Linked DNA regions of Homo sapiens: region 2 is linked to region 1. A link is a loop called in an ENCODE intact Hi-C map of the cell type or tissue named here. Cell type or tissue: heart right ventricle. All regions are shown on one strand. Links, peaks and the distances in the headings refer to the core of each region. The heading gives the core; the rest is flanking DNA.

Region 1 (4,389 bases), core at 130-4,129:
GCCATGCACCAGGGCCCCGGCTGTTCATCTGACCTAGCTCATGAACTGTAAAAGGAGACACTGGCTGGAAATGGGACCTTACAGGTCATTCAGAGAGGAAGTCACAGAGCAAGACTTCAGAGGTCATCTTGTCCTGTGGCTTCCAGACTTTGGGATTTCACAGAACAGAAAACAAAATGTTTGGGAGATCAACTTGGGACCTTAACCTTTTATCTGGTCTTGTAAATGTATGTTAAAAACTGCACAACCGAACGTTCCTTCCTTCAGCAGTGCCGGGCACTAATCCAGGCTCTGGGGATACAGCAGGGAACAGGACAGATGAAGTCCCCAAATTCACACAGCTGACACTCCAGTGGGGGAGGCCGAATTGAGTTATGTCAGAGAGTGATAAACACGATGACAGAGATCCACGGGTGGGGTGACAGCATCTGGGGGGCTTTCTTAGGCCGACTGACGAGGCAGGGTCATGCTCTGGGGGTCTGGCTTCTGAGCCAAGACCTAACTGCAAAGTGCCCACCACGCCAACACTCTAGGCAGGGGAAACAGCAGGTGCAAAGGCCCAGAGGTGGGAGGAAGCTCAGAGAGACGGCCAGTGTGGCTACAGCATAAAGAGCCAAGGAGGGAAGGTGGACAGGAGGTCAGAGAAGTGGGCAGAAGCAGGCCTCAGGCAGTCGGGAGGTCAGGGAAGGCTTTGGAAATTATGCTGAGTAAGATCGGGTGACATCAGGGGTTTGCACAGGGGCAGGACATGATCTAACTTAGTTTGAAAGCCCCCTCTGGCTGCTGGATGGAGGATGGACTGTAGGGGTAAGGAGGGGTGGAGAGGGAGGCAGGAGGACCTAGCAGGAGGCTGCCAGGTGTCACCAAGGTGAGAGAATGGTGGTGGCCCAGGGAGGTGGTGAGAATTTGGGTAGCTTTTGGAGATAGAGTTCACTGGCTCTGCCGGAAGATTTGACTGGGGCAGCGGTGGGGATGGGGGAGCGTGGGCGTGAGTGAGAGGGATAGAGTGGTGTTAAGGACAGCTCCCTGATTTTAGTGATGCCCTTAACCAACCAGAATTTAATTTAATTTAAATTTAATTTAAAAAAGGACATTTCAACCCCTCCAAGAAATTAGAGCAACATAGTTCTAGGATAAAGGGCAGTCATTCGTTGACACATATGGGCATGTGGGTATATTTATGATATGTGTGTGCATATGTGTAGACTCGGCGTGTCTCAGCTCTTTTAATGCTCACAATCGCTCTAGGAGGCTAGGACTTTACATATTCCATTTGACAGATGAGAAAACTGAGACCTGGAGAGCCTGAGTCATTTGCCCAGAGGCCTGTGTTGGGGTCAGGACAGGGCTGGTCCCAGAGTCTGCACTCTCAGCCACAGCTCTCAGCACACGAACAGTCCCCATTCTTTTTGTTTTGCCCTGGGGTGGTGCAAACAGTGTCAAGGGCTGTAATTGGTGTGGGTGATGCTGGTCTGGTCCACCCTGCATTGTATGATGGGGACTGAGGTCCAGAGAGGGCCAGCTGAAACCACCCAGCAAGTTCACAGTAGTGATCCTCCCAGGTCTCCTGGCTCCTGGGTCCCTGTGCAGACAAAGAAGTCAGAGAGAGATAGGCTGGGGAGAGGCAGGCTCAGGGGCAGCTGGGTCTGGCTAGGCTCCATGGTACAGCGGCAGGCACAGGGGAATCAGCTCAGGGGGAATCAGACGTAAATCCATACCTGTAACCCGGTAACTGTGTCTTCAGGGCCTGAGGCCTGGGCTGGAGCTCCTGCCCCCTGGCTTGGCAGCTGTAGGCCTTTCCACTGCCATCAATCAGCAGCCCCTGAAATACAAAGAGAATGGGCCAGTTGGATGGGAGGGACACAGAGGTGAAAGGGGTGCCGGTTCAGGCAGCCCGAACTGTGAGGTGCCACCTCTTACACCCACCAGCCTGGCCTGTGTTGGCCCTGGCCTCACTGAGTCACACCCAAAGTTCTCCTCTGTCCTCACCTTGTAGCCCTGGCCTCCCCTCCTCCCACCTACCTCTCTGCTGCCCCTTGAGCAGGTCAGGCACGCTCTCTCTTTGTGGCCTTTGCTATTTCTGTTCCCTTGCCTGGGAATGCTGTTCCCCACAGGTCTGCGTGGCTCCCACCCCACTTCGTTTAAGCCTTATCGCGAGCGCCACCTGCTCAGAGAGGTCTTTCTTGAGTCCCATTTTCGTGATGGCTCCCTCCTGTGACCCAGCTTGGTTCAGCTTTATTTTTCTTTGTGGCTCTAGCGCCGCCTGTGGGTCGTGTGTGTATTTACATATGGGATTATCCTGTCTTCAGCCGTGCTCTTTTGATATGGAGCTGCCGGCTTCGCTTCCACAGAGCAAAACCTTGTGGTCCTCTGGGTTTACTTTTTCTTTTTGTTTTCTTTTCCTTCATTTTATTTTATTTTATTTTAAAGACAAAGTTTCGCTCTTTCGCCCAGGCTGGAGTGCAATAATGGCGCGATCTCTGCTCGCTGCAACCTCCGCCTCCCAGATTCAAGCGATTCTCTCGCCTCAGCCTCCTGAGTAGCTGGGACTACAGGTGCCGCCACCATGCCCAGCTAATTTTTGTATTTTTAGTAGAGAGGGGGTTTCACCATGTTGGCCAAGCTGGTCTCGAACTCCTGACCTCAGGTGATATAACCACCTCGGCATCCCAAAGTGCTAGGATTACAGGCGTGAGCCACCTCTCCCGGCCGGTTTACTTTTTTGGTTTATTTTTCATTGCCTGTTTTGGTAGAAATATATGTACCGGGAAATGGTTCTCTGAGTTAGCAAAAAACAACAGTGCAAGTGTGATGATAAATGATGACCAGTGTCAACTGCAGTGTCACCGAGACCACAGGGCCTTGGGAGTACCGCAGTGGCCTGGCAAGCACGTGTCTGTCTAAAAGGGGCGGCTGCAACTCTGCTCCTGCTAGGTTTCCAGGTGGGACCGCAGGTCAGCCAGATTCCTTTTTCAAGATGAGATGAGCAGGAAATCCGGATTTTGTGTGAGTTTCCCCAAATGTTTGAAGGAAGCTTTAGTTTGTTTTTAGGAACTCCCTTGATAAAACACATTTGTGGACTGAATCCAGTGTGTGGGCTGCACCTTTACAACTTCTGCCACCACTGTGCAGGTGAGGGACAGAGCAGGGACCACGCAGGCCTCTCTCGGCCCCCACCTACCCTCATTCCTGCTTCCATTCTCTCTTCATCTGGGAAAACCCCTCTCCTGAGAGATCCTGGTCTCTGGTCTTTGTCTGCACAGGGATCCAGGAGCTCAAGGGGAGGGTGAGAGGGTGAGGCCCCGGGGCTTTGGTTGCGTCTCTTTGTTGTGACTCTCTGCTGAGGCAGAGATGACAAAATGAAAGCCTGCAGTTTCCCTCCCAGGACTGAGGTCAGCCCGCTGGGCTGGGGCTGGACTCCTGGGGCATTTAAAGGGGGCTGGAGGTGAAGGCGCGTCCTCTGAGCGTGGTCCTGTGTGTGTGCGTGTGCGTGTGCGTAAGTGTGCCTCAGTGAGAGCACATGAGAGCTCATGCTAGCTCCCATGTCTTACCCTTTTTCACACTTGACCAGGCCCTGACCTCCTTCTCGGGCCTCCCAGAGCCCCTCAGATCAAGCACAACCTTCTCACTGCTGCAAATGCCTGCCTTGCGTGGCCAGCCCTGACAGCCCAGGCCCTCCCATCCTCTGCCTCACACCCCGGCTCCAGTGCCTGCACCAGCCACAGCTGGCACCTCTCCCACCAGGCACGGTTGCACTCTCAGCTCTGGGCCTTTGCACAGGCTGTGCCTGTTGCCTGAACACGTTCCTCTTCTGCTTCCCCCGATCATCCTGCAGATCTCAGCTCAGACCCTCCCTTCTCTAGGAAGTCTTCCCTGAATCCCTCCCTGGGAGCAGGCATCTCCTCCCCTTCTCTGTGCCCCCATCTCAGCACCGTCCCCTCGAGCTCTCTGCTGCAGCCTCATCAGCCTCCTTGCTGCTCCCCAGCACCGGGCTCCCTCCTGCCCCAGGACATCACACCTGGTGCTTGCTCTGCTTCCTACCCCTCCCTCTGCTCTGCCCATGGCTGACTCCTTCTCAGCCTTCAGCTGTCAGCTTGACACCAGCCCCTCCCTCACCTGGCACCTGACACCACAGCCCCCGCCCTCCCATCCTGCTACCCAGCTTTGTGTCTGACAGTGCCGCGGGGCACCAGCTGGCGCATTATTCATTTTACTCATCCTCTCGTCTGTTGTCTGTCTCCCTGTGCTGAGAGGTCAGCTCCTTGAGGACAGGGATTTTTGTTTTTTTCACTGCCGACTGTTCAGTGCCCAGAATGGTCTTTGGCGCACAGTAGGATTAGTAGTTGCTCACTGGGTGTATGAATGAAGCTCTTGTGAGTAGCTGTGGCC
Region 2 (4,389 bases), core at 300-4,299, 200 kb before region 1:
GCCTGGGCAATAGAACGAGACTCCATCTAGAAAAAAAAAAAAGAAGGACCCCAAAGACATTTCAGAGATGACTGGAGCTGCTCCTCCCGTGATAGGCCCATTGTGCCAGGGCCCAGAGGACAGAGCAATTTCAAAGGAGGGGCCACCAGGGCCTGTGGGACTTTGGCTACCACTGCCTCTCGACTCTGCTCCCCACACTCCATTTCTACCTCCTCGGCCATCCCAGATGCCGCTCCAGTGGGCCCTGGTTTGGGGTGTACTGTGCCCAGCAAAGCTGTGGGGACGTGGCTGCCTCCACCTAAGTTTCTAAGGATGCCCCCAGAAGGCCTCAGGGCCTAGGCAGAGAAGCAAGGCAGCAGCAGGGCCTCTGTGGAGAGCCCCCACAAGGGCAGTGCCGAGTGGAGCCATGGGGGTGGGGTGCCTGCAGAGGTGGGGCCACCCTGAGACTCCAGACTGGTTGCACCACCAGAGCGTGATGCCAGGCTGGGACAGCCACAGGCACATTACTCCAATCCATGAGAACTGTGGCATAGGCTGCACTCAGCAAAGCCGTGGGAACAGAACACTCAGAGCCTTGGGGGTCAAACTGCTGCCCAGCCAAACTGTGGAGGCAGGACCTCCATCCCAGTGGGTCCGGAAGTCAGGGCACAGCCCCCAGTGGGCCTGGAGGGCAGAGCCTTGAGTCAAAGATTGTTCCTGAGACGTAAGGTTTTGGACTTGCTTCAGATCTGTCACCCCTTTCCTCCTTCCTACTTCTCCTTTTCGGAATGGGAATGTCTGTCCTATGCCCATCCCATTGATGTATTTTGGTAGTTCACAGGTTCACGGCTAGAGAGCAGTTTGCTTCAGGATGAATCGTATCTTGAGTCTCACCTGTATCTTATCTTTATTTTATTTTATGTTTTGAGATGGAGTCTCGCTCTGTAGTCCAGGCTGCAGTGGAGTGGCGTGATCTTGGCTCACTGCAACCTCTACCTCCCGGGTTCAAGCGATCCTTTCACCTCAGCCTCCTGAGTAGCTGAGATTACAGGCCTGTGCCACCATGCCCAGCTAATTTTTTTGTATTTTTATAGAGACGGGGTTGGACCATGTTGGTCAGGCTGGCCTTGAACTCCTGACCTCAAATGATTCACCCACCTTTGCCTCCCAAACTGCTGGGATTACAAGCGTGGGCTGATATTATGGTTTAAGACTTTGGGGGCTATTGGGATGGAATGAATATATTTTGCATGCAAGAAGGACATGACTTTTGGGGAGCCAGGGGAGAAATGCTAAAATCTGAATGTTTATGTCTCCCCTACCAAATTCATATATTGAAACTTAATCACCAATGGGGTGGTATTAGGAAGTGCGGCCTTGGGAAGGGTTTAGGTCATGAGGGTGGAACCCACAAAAATGGGATTAGTGCCACATATAAAAGAGGCCCCAGAGAGCTGCCTTCCCCTCCTCAACCATGTGAGGACACAGCGAGAAGATATCATCCATGAACCAGAAATCAAGCCGTCACCAGACACTGAATCTGCCAGTGCTTTGATCTTGGACTTCCCTGCATTCAGAACAGTGAAAAATAAACCTCTGTTGTTTAAAATCCACCCAGCTTATGGTATTTTGATATAGCAGCCTGAAAAGATGAAGACAATGAGTGAGCAGATGAAATGGAGATAGGGGGAGTTCAAGGGAATAGATAAGACGGAGCGTAGATAGCCAAGAAGCTTAAAGTCCAGGGACATAGCCGGGTATGGTGGGATGCACCTGTGGTCCCAGCTACTCCAGAGGCTGAGACAGGAGGATCACTTGAGCCCAGAAGTTTGAGGCAGCAGCAAGCTATGATGGCACCACTCTACTCCAGCCTGGATGACAGAATGAGATCCTGTTTCAAATAAATACATAAATAAGAAAAAATTTTTAAATGATTAAAGTCCAGGGACAAAAAGTACCACAAACAAAGTCAAAACACAAATGACAAGCCAGGAAAAATGTCAACTCATATAGAAAGGGCTGTATCTTCCTAATACATAAAGCATATTCTTTCTAGAAATAGAAAAGTACACACCCAGTGGAAAATGGCAAAGGAAATGACCAAAAAAATACAAACGGCTCTTACATATATTAAAAGATGCTTGAATTATCACAGAAGAAGAAATGCAAGTGAAACTATGTGACGCTCACTCTGTTGTGCTGGCAAAGATCAAGCACCCTCCCATGTTGCTGGTGAGCATGTAAACTGGTACAGCACCCTTGGGAGCAAGGTCTCTATCATCATTACAAAGACATACCTTTTGACCCAGAAAGTCCATTTCTAGTCATTAATCCTACAGACACACCTGCCCATGTGCAAAATAATGTATATATATTGCAACACTGTGTTAAGGTAGAAAGATTAGAAACAACCAAATTTCTGTTAGAAGAATAAACTAATTATAGTTTATTCATAAAACTGAATATTATGTGGCTATTAAAAAGAATCAGTGGGCACAGTGGCTCACACCTGTAACCCCAGCATTTTGAGAGGCTAAGGCAGGTGAATCACTTGAGGCTAGGAGTTCGAGACGAGGCTGGTCAACATGACAAAACCGCTTCTCTACCAAAAAAACAAAAATTAGCCAGGGGTGGTGGCACACGCCTGTAATCTCAGCTACTAGGGTAGGTGAGGCAGGAGAATCACTTGAATCTGAGAGGCAAAGGTTGCAGTGAGCCGAGATTGTGCCACTGCACTCCAGCCTGGGTAACAAAGTGAGACCCTGCCCCCTCTCAAAAGAAAAGAACAGGAAAAAAAAAAAGAGAGAGAGAGAGAATCAGGCTGGGTACAATGGTACACACCTATAGTCTCAGCACTTTGGGAGGCCAAGGCGGGAGGATCTCTTGAGACCAAGAGTTGGAGACCAGCCTGGGCCACATAGCAAGACTCCCTGTCCCTACAGAAAATAAATTAATTAATTAAATAAAAAGAATAAGGCAAGTGTAACGCACTGAAATATTAAATGAAAAAAGAAAGGGCAGAACAGTATTATGCTATTCTTGTGTAAGAGCATGGGGGAAAAGAATCTATGTTTATATTTTATGCACATAAAAACTGGAGAAACACAAGAAACTAACAATAGTAGTTAGCTCTGTGTGTGTGTGTGTGTGTGTGTGTGTGTGTGTGCATGGCAAGGAGCAGCTAGTGTTGGGAACTGGTTCAATGGAGAACAAAAGTGGGAAGGAGATTTTTTTTTTTTTTTGAGACGGAGTCTCACTCTGTCGCCCAGGCTGGAGTGCAGTGGCGCGATCTCGGCTCACTGCAAGCTGCGCCTCCCGGGTTCACGCCATACTCCTGCCTCAGCCTCCCGAGTAGCTGGGACTACAGGCGCCCGCCACCACGCCCGGCTAATTTTTTGCATTTTTAGTAGAGACGGGGTTTCACCGTGTAAATCAGCAGGATGGTCTTGATCCCCTGACCTCGTGATCCGCCCGCCTCAGCCTCCAAAAGTGCTGGGATTACAGGCCAGCCACCGCGCCCCGCCAAGACTTTTTATTGGATTAAAAAATATACGTATATGTAACAGCTTTATTGAAATATAATTTACATGCGATACGATTTTTCCATTTAAAGTATTCAATCTGCCGGATGCGGTGGCTCATCCTGTAACCCCAGCACTTTGGGAGACTGAGGTGGGCAGATCACCGGAGGTCAGGAGTTCAAGACCAGCCTGGCCAACATGGTGAAACTCCATCTCTACTAAAAATACAAAAATTAGCCAGGCATGGTGGCGCACACCTGTAATCCCAGCTACTCAGGAGGCTGAGTCAGGAGAATCACTTGAACCCGGGAGGCGGAGGTGACGGTGAGCTGAGATTGTGCCACTGCACTCCAGTCTGGCAACAGAGCGAGACTCTGTCTCTAAATAAATAAATAAATATTCAATCTAATGGTTTTTAGTATATTCACAGAGTTGTGCAACCACACCACAATCAATTTTAGAACATTTTCATCACCCCCTTAAGAAGCCCCATACCATTTAGCAGTCATTCCCCATCTCTCCCCATGCTCTCAGTCTTAGACAACTAATCATCTATAATAGATTTGCCTATTCTGTACATTTCCTAGAAATAGAATCATACAGTATGTGGCCTTTTGTGTCTGGCTTCTCTTATTTAGCATAATGTTTTCAAGATGGATGCCTGGCCAGTCACAGTGACTCATGCCTGTAATCCCAGCATTTTGGGAGGCCAAGTGGGGAGGATCACTTGAGCCCAGGAGTTCAAGACCAGCCTGGGCAACATAGTAAAACCTCATCTCTACAAAACAATTTTTAAATAGCTGGGCATAGTGGCATGCACCTGTGGTCCTAGGTACGTGGGGGACAGAAGCAGGAAGATGTCTTGGGGCTAACAGTTGGAGGCTGCAGT

The links. A loop is a pair of places that touch in the nucleus more often than their neighbours do. Peaks named below come from ENCODE experiments on the same cell type or tissue, not always from the same donor. Only the 100,000 strongest peaks of a DNase experiment are listed, where the experiment ranks them.
Region 2: a loop joins it to region 1, with 6 times the contacts of the local background. A loop is called at or near these places in 1 of 110 quality-filtered maps.

What each region holds. Positions count from the first base shown.
Region 1 is chr20:49,539,772-49,544,160 of GRCh38, reverse strand. The region is part of intron 4 of PTGIS (prostaglandin I2 synthase); the gene reads left to right. Among named protein-coding and RNA genes, the nearest start is that of PTGIS, 26 kb to the left of the region's middle. RefSeq lists a silencer at 1,579-1,855 and an enhancer at 2,311-2,360. In heart right ventricle, for the core only: CTCF peaks have their summits at 2,057 and 2,257; DNase peaks (open chromatin) are centred at 420 and 2,250; H3K27ac peaks cover 687 bases.
Region 2 is chr20:49,735,251-49,739,639 of GRCh38, reverse strand. No RefSeq gene overlaps it. Among named protein-coding and RNA genes, the nearest start is that of B4GALT5, 24 kb to the right of the region's middle. In heart right ventricle, for the core only: no CTCF peak of the experiment used is centred there; no DNase peak of the experiment used is centred there.